Regions from separate parts of the Homo sapiens genome. Here region 1 is linked to region 2. Evidence: chromatin contacts called from ENCODE POLR2A ChIA-PET data. All regions are on one chromosome and are shown on one strand. Each heading gives the region's core, a stretch centred on a gene start or an enhancer-like site at or near the end of the contact. The rest is flanking DNA. Distances are from core to core; before and after follow the strand shown.

Region 1 (7,388 bases), core at 4,462-6,961, 380 kb after region 2:
CTACTTGAAGGTCAGGGTTGTCTGCCCCTCCCCTTTCTCCTAAAGAGAAAATGTGCACAAAGATTTTTCTTGGGAGGAGCATTAATGAGATGCAAGAGAGCTAAGGTCTAAGGCTTGTAGATTTGGGCTTTAATTCCCTGTAGAAGGAAAGGGAGCTTAATTTCTACGAGGCCTAGGACTCTTCTCATTCAAAATCCACCATTTCTCCCCACAGATTCTCTGGATTTGTTCTGTAAATATTTATATAAAAATATATTCTAGGGCAGAGTTGAATCACCCTGAGTAAAGAGTGCTGTGGGCAAGGCATGACCTGAACTAGCGTCACCTAATACTCTCAGCTTCTAGACGGGAAAGTAGTCCACACCTCAGGACCAAGTGTAATTCCATTTCTCTCGGCCTCTCAGATTAGTGCTTCCTAACCAGCAGCCACACTTAAGCTCAGCTCTGGGATGGACATCTCCAGCACTCAAACTCTCTCTGCACAGACCTGCCCACAAAAATGCCTACACCCAAGTTCCACCCTGCCCCCGCTTCGGTTTCCATGACCCCTTACTAGGAGTCACAAACTTACCAAGGCTAGCCCCCAGGAGTGTTTTGCTGGGCCAATAAGCTATTTTTAAATGACTGATTTTTTGGCCGGGTGCGGAGGCTCACGCCTGTAATCCCAGCACTTTGGGAGGCCAAGGTGGGCAGATCACCTGAGGTCAGGAGTTCGACAGCAGCCTGGCCAACAAGGCGAAACCCCCGTCTCTACTAAAAATACAAAAAATCAGCTGGGCATGGTGGCAGGTGCCTGTAGTTCCAGCTACTCGGGAGGCTGAGGCTGTCAAATTGCTTGAACCCAGGAGGTGGAGGTTGCAGTGAGCCAAGATTGCGCCATTGCACTCCAGCCTGGATGACAGAGTGAAATTTGTCTCAGAAAAAAAAAAAGACTGATTTGGATTCCTTTAGATGGGTCTACAGACTCAGCCACTTCACATATCTATGTTACCTGCCTGGCCCCAACTGTTGAGGTTTGCAAACCCTGCCTCATATTTTTGTACTCCACAAAGAGCAGAAACTCAAAGAAGCTAACCATCTGACCCTGTCTCCAAACCACAGTAGCTCTGAGGCCCCTGTAAGCTGCACAGAACCTAAACATGGACTGCTTAGGCTTATCTTTGGGGATCCAACTTGGTCCTCCCAAGGGGAGGGGCAGACAACCCTGGCCTTCAAGCAGGTCAGGTTCAGCTTCATGGAACCAGTTAATGATGGAAGCCAGAAAGGTTCTGCCTTTGTGTGTCCATGGGCACACACCTCCCTACCTACCCGAGTCTCACCACCCATCACTTCTCTCTTCTCCATACCTCCTTCCTTTCCAGAACCAGAGACTGCCAAGACCACAGCCCTGGTGGTAGGAAGTAGGGCTCAGGAGAAATGCAGAATTGGGGGTTTTGTTAAAGTTACAAAGGGGCCCAACTGGGAGCCAGACCCTCCAGGGAAGTCCAACTGTTAGAATGTCTCTGCGGATTCCTACCATTACCAGGAGAAAGTATGGAGCTAGAACCTCCTCTTCCCCCAAATAAAACCTCAGCCACTTAAATGCTCCTCTCTCCAAATTGAATTTGAAGCATGCATGCTGTGTGTTCTGAGTTTCCAGAAATGCTGTGATATGGATCAGGAACCAAGCTGGCACTGGTGTCCTTAGATCACAGACCCCCACAGGGCCACCATGTTGCAACTCCACAGCCTTCCATGTGAATGGTGCTCTCTGGCATTGTTCAGCATGTGGCTCTGAGGCTCTGCTACCTTTGTGTCTCTAGGTCTTGGTTTCCAAGCATTCTGGCTCTGTAGCTCCCTGGCCTTTTGGACAATATGCTGTGTTCTCAGCTTGTGTCCCCTGCTGCCATCTCTAGATTCCCACTGATTTCTATTTGCTTTTCTCCTACACATATCCAGCGCTGGTTTCTTGCCACTGAGTAGATCATTCCTCACCTATGACCAGGGTCTCCATGCTCACATTTCCTCAGTCGGCCAGCAGCCCCCCAGCTTCATGACCCCCTGTCATGAGGAAGCTGGAGAATCCTCAATCGTCCTCTCTTCCACAGATTCCTGAAGTCTGGCAATAGGGTGGTGCAGTAGCTAATCCAGATTACAGTCTCATCATACCTTATTCTTAGCAATTGACCTCAAGGCCAGGCCCAAGTAGCTTACACTGTTAGTGCTAGAAGAATGCCAACCCCCGCCGGCTGCAGGCTTGGGGTCCTGCTGGAATGTACTCCAGGCGCTGCTGGAGGCAGACTAGGCTCACCGTGCCGATCCTCCAGGGCAGTTTTCCTCTCTTTCAGCTGACATGTTAAGCTAGAAATCCTATACCCTGGGCTACAGGCTGCCTTGTATCCTAATTCTTCCTCTCACCACATCCTGCTCCTGATGAATTATTTCCCTCCCTCAGAGTTGATCATTCCCTCCTCTGTGCTTCCAGGGCACTTCGGCATGCAGCTAGTATTGTACTTATCACATCGCATTACGGTTAGTTGTTTACGTGTCTCTCTGCCCGCTCCACATTTAACTCATTGAGGACAAGGGCTGTCTTACTCGTTTTGGTGTTTTTCCAGACTCAGTACAACAGATATTCAATAAAGAGATATTGAATGACTTGACTATAATTCATTTTTTTTGGCCATGGAATTAATGTCTTTCTTAGGACTAGAGAGAAGCTCAAGGAAAGAATGAACACGGGATTGGAGAAGACCTGCTCCTGGGCTGGAATACTTTCAGGGTTGAGCTCAACAGCTCAGGTCTGGGGATTCTCAAACTTCCATGAATCACAACAACCTGGAGGACTGTTAAATCACAGGTCACCCCCCCATCCCCCAGTTTACGATTCAGTACTTCTGGGGTGGTACCTGGGAATGTGCATTTCTAACCTGTTCCCGGGTGACACTGAAGCTAATGGTCTGGGGACCACACTTTGAGGGCCACCCTTGTCCAAAGATGAGAAGCAGCTGGAATTGGTTAGAGGAGCCATGAGTGTTGAGAAGACACAAAGTTTCAGGGGTGAGTGTGACCCAGGGTTAGCTTCTAGGTCTGCTCAGGCCCTACCCCACACTAAACTCAAATATCACTTCCCCTCAGGAGCTCAGGCGATGGGAGAGGAAGATGAAGATGGAGTAGGTACCACAGGTAATGAAAGAAACAGCACAGCGAACCGCAGATATGCGGGAGGAGAACGGCAGAGCTAGAGAAGTCACGGGAAGGCAGAGTTGAACAAATGACAGTGAGATGAATAATAGATTAGAAGAAATGGGGACTTTGGCAAAGTTCAAATCTTATTTGCTTCTAAGTATAAATGGGTGGACTGGCAGAGAGATAAAACGAAAAAGAAGTCACAAATCAGCTCAGGGCCTCCAGGAAGGCAAGAGAAAGATGGGCCCAGGGCAGAAGGAAGGAACAGCAAAACCCCGACCCACCTCTCAGACTGTGTTCCTGATCAATTCCCTCGGAGGAAGTTAGGAACTGGGCTGAAGAGGGGGACTGAAATTTTATTTTCTCTTCTAGAATCCTCCAGTTATGGCAGATTTATTCAAATATTCAGATTCTTCACTCCCTTGCTATCTCCCTTCCCCAACCCGGGGTCACATCAATTTCTCTAAGGGAAGAATGTAAACTCCATCCTATCTTCTCCTCGGCCAATCCTTTGCCTTTCTGAATAAGCCAAGAGGTTGCCCCACACCTCAAGCTAAGACACATATTTGGAACTCACTCTGCCCCTCTTCACCTTCAAGGAAAACTGGTTTGTTGCTACCTCTGCCCATACCTGAAACCCCCGGGCTCTCCAGCGTTGGAACTGTGGCTGCTCCGAGAGGGGGAGGGCAGACGACATGTAGCAGGTTAAGACCGGGGCAAACCTGCACCTCACACAAGCATGCAATGTCCTGGGGTCAATGGGGTAAAGTTCCAAGCGAGTGGAAGGTAAATCACGACTGTGGCACCGGAGCCGGAACACCCCCGCGAGCAGGCCTTGCTGGGTAGTTCCGTGCGGGGCGGACCGCACAGCCCTATCAGCTTCCTGGCCACAGAAACGCCGCACGCGGCCGCTTCCCCGCCGCCCGAAGCGTCTGCTTTCTCCCCGGGCCAGTTCCGGCCACCACAGCCAACCGCGTGCCCCTCTCCCACACACTGTGGGGGAACAGAAGGGAGCGCGTGGAGCCAGCTGCCAAAGAGGCGAGGAGGAGCCCACGCGGCTCCGGGGAGGAGGGAGCCCGGCTCCCGCAGTCCGCCGGGCAGAGGCGGCCGAGCGCGCCCCCAGCACCTGGCCCGGCGCCGGCCCGTCCGCCCCGCAGCCCCGGCGACGCGAGGGGCCGGCGCTGTCAGACCCGCTCCCAGCCTCGCCGCGAACGTGTCCGTCAGCCCTAACTGTTCCAGACTCTTCTCCCGGCTCCAGAGAGGCCCGAGTCCCCCCCCCTCGGCCTTGGCCCCCACCGCCCTCATCCCGGTACCTGTGTGGCTGGCACGGGACCCTCTCCGTCCCGTCCCCGCCTGCTCCCGCCCCGGCTCACCCCGGCCGCCGGGACCCGACCCCGACCCCGACCCCGACCCCGCCGACCGCACGCGGCCGGACAAAGCGCGCCGCCCCGCGGGCCGGGACAAAGCGGGCGGGGCGCCGGCACCTACCTCGGCGCGGAGCCGCGGCCGGGCGGGCGGGGGCGCGGCGGGCGGGGGCGCACCGGTAGTTGCCGCGCCTGCAGCCCGGCCGCGACGGGCGGTTGCAGGCAGCGGCCGGGCGCACGGCGGGCGGCGGGCGGGCGCTGTCACGGGGCGCAGGCGGCGCGGGGGGCGCGCGGGGCGGGCGGCGGCGGGGCGCGTGGCGGCGGCGCGCGGGCGCGAGCGGCGGGACTGCGGCGCCGCGGAAGGAGGACAATAGCCTCCCCCTGCCGCAGGCCGCCGGCTCCCGCGGGAGGCCCGGGACCATCTGGAGCCGGCGGCCCCGCGGGGCTCTGGGCGGGGCCCGAGTCGCCCCTTCCCCGCCCAGCGCCATGGCAACCGAGGCCCCTCTCGGTGCTCCCCGCCGCTCCCCGCCCGGGGTAGTTGACCTGCCTCGGGGCGAACGCGGCAGCAGCTCCGAGGCCGGCTGCCGACCCCCAGCCACCTTCCGTGCGGGGTCCCCCCAAAACCCCGCCTTCCCGTCCTCGCTGGTCCCTGGGTCCCCCACCACAGCTTACAGGTCTTGATCTCCCCGGTTCGGACACCTCACCTTTGTCCCTATTCTGCTTTTCCTCCAAAATCCGTATCCCCGAGACACGCGATCCTTCCTCTAATGACACTGCCGACGAGGTTTCCCGAGATCCAGCCTCCGTTCCCCTTTCCTCTCCGGGCACCTCCAGTCCGTCTCCGCTAAGCATTCCTCTCACCCGTCCCCTCGCTCTCGCGTCCTCCTTCAGGCAGCTGGGCCGGCTCTCCCTCCCAGAACATCTCCATGGCACAGTGAAGATTCGTCTTCTACAGATCAGATGCTCCAAACAGGCATCTCAGCGCTTCTCAGCTCCTCTCATTTATCAACCAGGAGAATTCCGGCCTAGTCACCGTCTTGAGGGGGGTGGGGGTGGGGGCAGACATTTCTAGGCCTGACACGGCTGGGTTTCTCCTTGGTTTGTTAGCGTCTGAGTGGTCTAAGGTCCAAGGTCCTTAACCAAGGTGAACTGCTGCCTGCTTAGGAGAGGAAGGAATTATGCCCAAATCATGACAAACTCACAGAGTGCCAGGTGGGTGCTAAAAGCGCATCATCTCATGTGACACTCCCACCCCCACTCCAGCTCTGAGAAGTAGGTGCTGTTCTTCCAGATTAGAGAACTCAGCTCAGAGATGAGCCAGTGGTAACAGGGTGAGCTTTGTACAGAGCCGTTAGGTTATGTACTGCCCCTGAAGATGAGGGCCCGTTTCTATCCAGGGAATGCCTGAAATGGTCAAGTAAGGGCACTCAAAGAATGGGCTTTGAGTGAATTATTGGATTTAAGGTTTTATAATAGATTTATGGGTAATTTAGGATTTTGCTCCTTTCTGAAAAGGTATGCATACTGAAACAAATATGTGCAATTGAAGTACTTTCCAGATATGGTTTTGACAACCCTAACTAGTGGTGTCATCTACCTCGCCTTGGTTTTCCTAGTCTATAAAATGGGTTGGGAGGAGGGTTGGGGAGTTCCATTGAAAGATTACTTTGAAGTTCTCTCCTAGCTCTGATATCTGTGCTTCTACCACGAAACTGGAACTGGCTCTCTGGTGTGTACCTCACAGTTAGCTGCATTTGAGGCTATTTATTATTATTATTATTTTGAGACGGAGTCGTGCTCTGTCACCCAGGCTGGAGTACAGTGGCTTGATCTCGGCTCACTGCAACCTCCTCTTCCCGGGTTCAAGCAATTTTCCTGCCTCAGCCTCCCGAGTAGCTGGGATTACAGGTGCATGCCACCATGCCCGACTAATTTTTGTATCTTTAGTAGAGTCAGAGTTTTGCCATGTTGGCCAGGCTGTTCTTGAACTCCTGACCTCAGGTGATCTGCCTGCCTCAGCCTCCCAAAGTGCTGGGATTACAGACGTGAGCTGCCGTGCCAGGCCTGAGGCTATTTATTATTTTTAATAGCCACTCTTTCAGGCAATGGCATTAAAGAAACAAGGGCATAAACTGCAACTCTTCCCAGAGGTAGGATTATGTGTTGGTTGGTTCGGGGGAAGGAGGCACCAACCTGTGCATGACGGTCATCAGGGACACTTGGTCAGGGACATTAAAGCTGATGGGATGAGAATCAGCTGCCCATGGCCAGGCGCAGTGGCTCACCCTTGTAATCCCAGCACTTTGGGAGGCCGAGGCAGGTGGATCGCGAGGTCAGGAGTTCAAGACCAGCCTGGCCAACATGGTGAAACCCCTTCTCTACTAAAAATACACAAATTAGCCAGGCGTGGTGGTGGGCATGAAATCCCAGCTACTCAGGAGGCTGAGGCAGGAGAATCGCTTGAACCCGGGAGGCAGAGGTTGCAGTGAGCTGAGATTGTGCCACTGCACTTCAGCCTGGGCAACAAGAACGAGACTCCATCTCCAAAAAAAAAAAAAAAAATTAGAGAATCAGCTGCCCTGCCAAAGGAACTGGAACCACCAAGCTGCTGCTGCTGTACTGGTTACGGGAACTAAGGGTCTCAATGACAGCCTATAATATCGTGACCCAATTAGAAGTCAAGGGTATTAAGTCTTATGATTAGCAAAATAATATCTTTTATAATTTCCTATTTTCAGCATTTCATAATCCTTCAAGAAGCCTTGTAAGATAAACATTCTCATTCTTATTCTATTGATGAACAGACTGATGTTCAGACACCTAAGTGAATGTACAAGTTCACAGAATTAGTTCATG
Region 2 (6,642 bases), core at 3,257-5,756:
GAGCCCCCATTATGTGCCAGGCCCTTTCCAGGCCTGGTCTCCTTCAGCCCTCACACTGACCCCAACAGGCAGGTCCTCTGGCTGTCCCCTTGACTTCAGGACATCTGAAGCCCAAAGAGGGGTGGGCGTGGACTGAGCGGGGCCCAGTTCCGGGGTGCCCAGGCTCTCGCGCTTACCAGAGCTGAGGTCCAGGCTCTGGCGGTCCTCCTCCAGCCTCTGGATCCGCTCCTGCAGCTCCCCCTGCAGCGTGTCATAGAGCAGCAGCTTCTCACTCTGGAAGAGGGGGCAATAGCTCAGCAGGACGGATGGGGTGAGGCCACTTCAGGCTTTGTGCCCTGCCTCACCCCCAGTGTGCCCAATCAGGCCCACCTCCAGGTGCTGTTTGGCTCCCTGCAGCTCACATTCGTACTTATTCCTGATCACATCCAGACAGAAGCCCTTGTAGATCCCTGCAGAGAAAGGGAGGAGGGTCCCTGCTTGGCTGGGGAGCCCGGTGCCCACATAGGAGGGCTGAGAGCAAAGGGCAAGGCCGGGCAGGAACGAGAGAGGAAGGGGACAGGGTGCCACGGGTTCTGGGAGGGGAAGAGGGTACAGAACCACCCACAGACCTGCCACCTGAATGCGAATCTTGAGGCTCCGCTGCAGCCCCCCAAGGGGCTCCGTGTATTCAGGGGCTCTCTCAGCCCCCACTTCCTCCAGCCGCAACCGCAGCTGACTCAGTCGTTCCCTGAACAACCTGCGTGGTAAAAAGGCAGCCGTGCACCCATTTGCTCACCCATCGCTCTTGGGCAAACACATACCCAGCACCCATTCCACAGCAAGCCCGGTGTTAGGCGCGCACTTCCTGGGCACCAACCACGCCTGCCCAGTACCAGGCCCACCACCTCCTCATCCCAGATCCTCGCAGACCCAGCCCAAGGTGTCCCCACGCTCACTTCTCCTTTAGCTCCGAGAACTGCTTCTCTAGGTCCAGCATCTCACTGACACACTCGCTGCGGCGTCGCTCATAGTCCTCATCATCCATCTCTGGGACAAGAGGCCAGTAAGGGCTAGCTCTGGGGAGGAGTGGTGGGTACCCGCATGTGTGCATGTGCGTCCTGCATGTGTGTGTGTGCATGCATGCCTGTGTGTAGGGCCTGTGTGTGTGTGCGCGTACATGCTTGTGTGAAGGGGCTGTGTGTGTGCGTGTGTGCTTGTGTGTAGGGGCTGTGTGTGCATATGCGTGCGTGCTTGTGTGAAGGGGCTGTGTGCACGTGTACTTGTGTGAAGGGGCTGTGTGTGTGCATACGTGCTTGTGTGTAGGGGCTGTGTGTGCGTGCTTGTGTGTAGGGGCTGTGTGTGCGTGTGTGCGCTTGTGTGCAGGGTCTGTGTATGTGCTTGTGTGTAGGCGCTGTATGTGCATGTGCGTGCATGCTTGTGTGTAGGGGCTGTGTGTGTGCATGTGTGTGTGTAGGGGCTCTGTGTGTGTGTGTGTGTGTCTGTGTGTGTAGGGGCTCACCGGAGCTCTCCTCTTCTGACTCTGTCTGGCTGCCGCTCCGCTCCTCCTCACTCTCTTCCTCCTCCCCATTCATCTCAGCAGCAGAATCACCCTCTGCTTCCATCTCTTCTGTGTCTTTGCTTGGAGGCTGGACAGGCATCTGGACTCTGGGAGAAGGAATGGAGCTATCACTTATGGCTGCCCACAGCTCAGAGGGGGAAAGAGGCAGCAGGATGCTGAACACAACTCGATCCCAGATGGGGAAAGCCAGGGAAGTAACTGGCCTGGCCACACCTTGAGCACAAACTGGGTGACAAGGGTGCAAATGGCCATCTGCACCTCTCACAGAAGGCTGGGAGCTGTGGAACTGCTCCTGCTCTTGGATGTCACTGGTGATCCTAATCCTAGCAATACTGGCCAAGGCTGTGATCCACAGAAAGGAAAGGCCCAGGGGGCACTCTCCACTGCCTTTGCAACTGGACCTAAATTTCTTTTCTTCTTATTATTTTTTGAGACAGAGTCTCGCTCTGTTGACAAGCTGGAGTGCAGTGGCACGATCTCAGCTCACTGCAACCTCCTCCTCCTGGGTTCAAGCGATTCTCCTGCCTCAGCCTCCTGAGTAGTGAGATTACAGGCGCCCGCACCACACCCAAACTGGACCTAAATTTCTAACTGGGGCTTTCAAGGTCTTTCCCAGACTGGACTTGACCTACCGGTCCAGCTCCTTCATCCCAACATATAATGGCTAGTGCTTGCACTTCCACTATCCACCCTCTGCCTCAGCTGTTCCTTCTGCCTATAATGTCCTCGGCTTCTCTTCCAGATAATGTTACAATCTCCTTGTCTTTCATTGTGCTCTGGGTCAAATCCCATCTCCTTCTGCTTCCTCTTGGACCGCAGGTCATCAGTGCTCCCCTCTCTTTTCTGTGTCTTCAGCTTCTAACTCTTAGCAACCTCCTTCCCATGAAACTTTGGATGTGCTTGGGTACTTCCTAGCATTAACAAAACACAGAAACACAAAACCTCACCCATTCCACCTAACTGCTCCATTTGCCACTTCACAGTTACACTTTTCAAGGTCTCATGAACACTGGCTGTTCCTACTTTCACCTCCCACTTGTTCGATGTCCTCAATCTCAGCTGAAACTGATCCCGTAGCATTAACCAATGACTTCCTTGTGGCTAATGCCAATATTTTTCAGTGCTTATTTTAATTGTCTGCTCGGCAACATCCAACACTGGTAAGCATTCCTTCTTTTACTGACTCATCTAACATGTATTGAACATCTAACATATGCTAGGTACCGTCAGACGCTATGGTATGCAGGCGCCCAAGTGTGAATGTCTTTGACCTCACGGAGTTTACAAGTTCCTGGGAGACAGGGGCAAAGGAGCACACTATAACCATGATAGGAGGAGAGTTAAGACCAGGGGCATAAGGGAGGGGTATATAACCAGGACCTGGAGCCCGATGCAGCAGGGAGGCTTCCAGACAAAGATGGACCAGCTGGGTGAGCTGCACTTATTGAGGGAACATTCCAGGTAGAGTCAGTAGCAAAGACCCAGAAATAAGAGAAGGAAAGCAGCTGGGGGAACATGGGTCTAAGTCTCAGTGAGAAATCTGAGCTGCAGGGATTTGGTCGTCAGCATACAGCAAGTTCTTCATGCCACAGGAGAAGGTGCAACCAGCAAGGCACAATGTGTGCGATCAGAAGACGCCCAGGGTCACCAAAGGGGCAGATGAGGAGACCCCTACAAAGGAGGAGGCAAAACCCGAAGTGGTGGAGAAAGAGTTTTAGAAGAAAGCCAAGTACTGCCAAGGAGTAATTGCACTGATAGTGCCAAGTACTGCCAAGAGATCACCTAAGAAGAAGAAAACAGTCCTCTCAGCAGATAATCTCTCAACCTCCTGCAGGCTTCTATTTTATTGTGTTCTTCCAACTTCTCTGGACACTGCTTTGTAGTCCTTTAGAACAGTGCAGACACCACTCCCTCCAGGAAGCTTTGTTTATATCTATTTGCCTGTTCTCATATCTGTCCCCGCAATCAGTCTATGAGCCTCACTAGGGCAGGGGCTGCACATGTAACTTATTTACCTAGCACAGTGCTGGTTCACTTGATGACTGGAGGATTTGCAAATACAAATTTAACAAAAAAATTTTTTGTGAGACAGACATTAGTTTTTACTTTTCGGTAGTCCCAGGTCCCTGTAATGGTAGCAAGCTTTCCTTGACACCAGTTCAAGTTGTGTATAGTAAGCCTGGCCTAGGTGAGTGTTTAGTCATATTCCTCAACAATTTCACTAATGACCTGCACCTGACTTGAAAGGCTCGGTTCTCTAAACCAGCTTCATCTTCCCGTTATCAAGCCTCAGTTCCCAACATTTGCAATGCCTCTTCACTGTTAGTATATTCACTTTGTAAGATGCAGCTTAAGTCTATCTCTTCCAGAAGCCTTTCTTTCCTCCCCCTGGTTCTGATTATGAGTGAGTTAAGTCACAACCTTCCCACCTTACCCCGGGTGCAAAAAGCGGATAACCATTCCTGCTCTGAGTGTTGAGGAGCTCACAGGTGGTAAGGGATGGAAAAGCACACTGTAAAGCGCTGTACACAGGCAATTTATCTTTTCAGAATGGCAGCTCCTCCGGGGCAGGCCCCTAGGGAAGGCAGACCCTCCCCACTCTCGCAGAGGTCAATCCAGCTTCTCCGCAGCGCCCAGGGGGCCTCCCGCTCCCTTCTAGATGCGCCGGAGCGGGCCGGAATATCACTGGCTCGCCCGCAGCCCAGCACGCGTCAGGCCGGTTAAATCTCTGCTTCGGCCTCGGAGGAGGAGGTTGTGCCGGCCCTGCTCGACTAACCGGAGAGGGCGAACCAAAAGCCATGCATGACGATACGCACCGCGGGGACTGGAGCCTCTGGCCTCACGACGGAGATTCCCTGAGAGCTGCCCGTGGTTGCCGGTACCGGCTGCTGCCGCCGGACTCCCGTAGGCGCTGCGCGGCTCCCTTTTCTTCGGGAGGCAGAGCCTATCGGTGCTTCCGTGTGCGTCATCAGGAGGCGACCGTCGGGGATGCTCACAGTTGGACAGTTTGGTCCCGAGGCATGCTGGGATACCGCGGGCCGGTCTCCATAGTAACTGGCCGACATTCGCGCAGGCCTTCGGCCTGCAGGGAAGGCCCTGATGGTTCAGTGCTTTGCAGACGGTGCCCTTCGTCCGCGGCCATCTCCCCACGGCGTGCAAGGGGAGAAGCCGGCCCCGATCCCCCCACCCCCAGCTCAGGAGAGTAACGGAGCCAGCTGTGGGTGTGAACACGCATTTATTTACACATTGTCATCGGTAGGCACATACCCAGCCCAGCCCGTTGAAGGGACAGATCTCAGGCTGTCACCCATGGAACCTGCAGACCCTTCCCTCCTCCAGAACCCTTGAAGGCGAAGCCCTGAGAGAACCAGGAATTTTAGGCTTCTGTTCAAGAGCTAAGAACTAAATTTTATGCCTTCATCTGATTTCTTTCCAAAAAGTCCATTTCATTAAGTATTCAGACTTCTTAGCTCCATCCCATTCATACTTTTTGCTCTCCTACTACCCACCCAAGATTGTTAATAATAACAATAATAATAACAACAATAATACTGCGATAATATTAATACTTCACATTTGTACGAAGCTTACAGAATGTTTTCACATATAGCATCTCATCTGAGCCTCCCAACAGTTCCGTGAGGTAGGTATTCTCACCTCCCTTTTTACAGACAGGGTAACCGAGGCTCAGAGAGGTAACGGGATTTACTCAAGGCCACACAGCTAGTTAGTGGTAAAGCTAGGAATCGATCCCAGCACCCCATATCCAAGTCCAGTGTTTCAACACCACAGCTACCTCTGTAAAGTGGAGCGACATTTCTTACCCCAGTCAGGCCTAAATGGTGGCCTGAGGAGCCAAGAGGCTGACTTCTCAGATTAGGGGAGGGAAGGGCTCAGCAGCGTCGGGGAGAGTTGGGGTACTTGGCCTTCAACTCCTGTTTGAACTGGCGATATAGGATCTTATTGTGCTGATTTTCAGCCTCCTTTTGGGGATGGAACTTCAACGCTTCTTTGAAGCCCTTATGAACCAAGAAACCTTCGTTCAGGACCTCAAAATCAAACCCCGCCACATGCAGCTCGCAGGCCTGCAGGAGGAAAGACAGGTTAGCAAAGTTTGATGACATTGACAGGCCTGAGACTGACTTCCCTAAAGCCACAGTCCAGCGTCCTCACCCCTCTGGAAGTATCCTGGATCTTCCACACCATCCACCCACCTCCTGAACTATGATCCCTCCTGCTTCATTGCCTCCTTTCCATCCAGGGCCACTCCTCATAACTCCCTGATCCCACCACCCCTCCTGCCCCATTACCCCTGCCCTCTCCCTTATGAGCACCTGGCTGATTCGGTTGAAGCCGTACTGCCGAAAGCGCTCGTCGAAGGTGGGCACCTTGCCTCCTGCCACGTAGAATGGCTCCCAGGGGTCCTGCCAAGGTACCACGTAGGCGGGCCGCAGCAAGCTCTCTTCCGGCAGGTTGACCCAGCGGGAATAGTTGGTGGGTGCCTGGCAGGGGGTGCACAACCCATAATAGAAGGGCCGCACCTCGCCAACCTGGTAGAGCTGCACCAGCTCGTTTTTGTTCATGGGCATGCGGCGGGCTCTTCGGATTTCGAAGGCAGGCACCACCAGCGCGGTGCCTCCCCACTGGTTGCTCTGATCCAGCATTTCCCGCAGGCCTCTCCACAGCCCCTCGCTGGGCACCATGTCCACATCGATCACCAGGGCATAGTTGGCCCCCTCACGAGCCAGATTCCTCAGCAGGTTATTGGGGTAGGAGACATTGGTGCCCAGCGCATAATTAATCCCGGGCTGGGCCACCCTGGCTAGCTTGTCAAAGACCTCCTGGCAGGACCGCAGCAGGGCAAACTCCCCCGGCTCCCGGGGGTCGGGCACGGCTGCCTCGTAACGCGAGGGGCACACGAGGTGCATGGCGACCCTGGCGCGCATGTCGGGGCAGTGGCTGCTCAGCGCGTAGGCCAGCACCGTGGCCAGCTGCGCCTCCTCCTTGGTGGCCGCGAACACCGACACGGACAGCGGGCCCTCCCAGCGCTCCAGCAGACCCGACAGGTGCAGCAGGTTGTCCAC

The links. ChIA-PET counts read pairs that join two places held with the same protein, here RNA polymerase II (POLR2A).
Region 1: POLR2A ChIA-PET joins it to region 2 with 11 read pairs in IMR-90. The contact joins the promoter of SPTBN2 here to the promoter of BRMS1 in region 2. POLR2A ChIA-PET finds 5 or more read pairs at or near these places in 2 of 52 experiments (H1 and IMR-90).

Annotation. Positions count from the first base shown.
Region 1 is chr11:66,723,505-66,730,892 of GRCh38, forward strand. SPTBN2 (spectrin beta, non-erythrocytic 2) reads right to left here and starts at 5,712. Exons shown (of 38, transcript NM_006946.4): 1 at 5,237-5,712.
Region 2 is chr11:66,340,598-66,347,239 of GRCh38, forward strand. BRMS1 (BRMS1 transcriptional repressor and anoikis regulator) reads right to left here and starts at 4,507. Exons shown (of 10, transcript NM_015399.4): 1 at 4,375-4,507; 2 at 1,499-1,644; 3 at 936-1,026; 4 at 609-736; 5 at 370-449; 6 at 177-273. The coding sequence starts at 1,637. B4GAT1 (beta-1,4-glucuronyltransferase 1) reads right to left here. Exons shown (of 2, transcript NM_006876.3): 1 at 5,893-6,642; 2 at 4,777-5,643. The coding sequence ends at 5,452. RefSeq lists enhancers at 4,247-4,797, 4,253-4,682.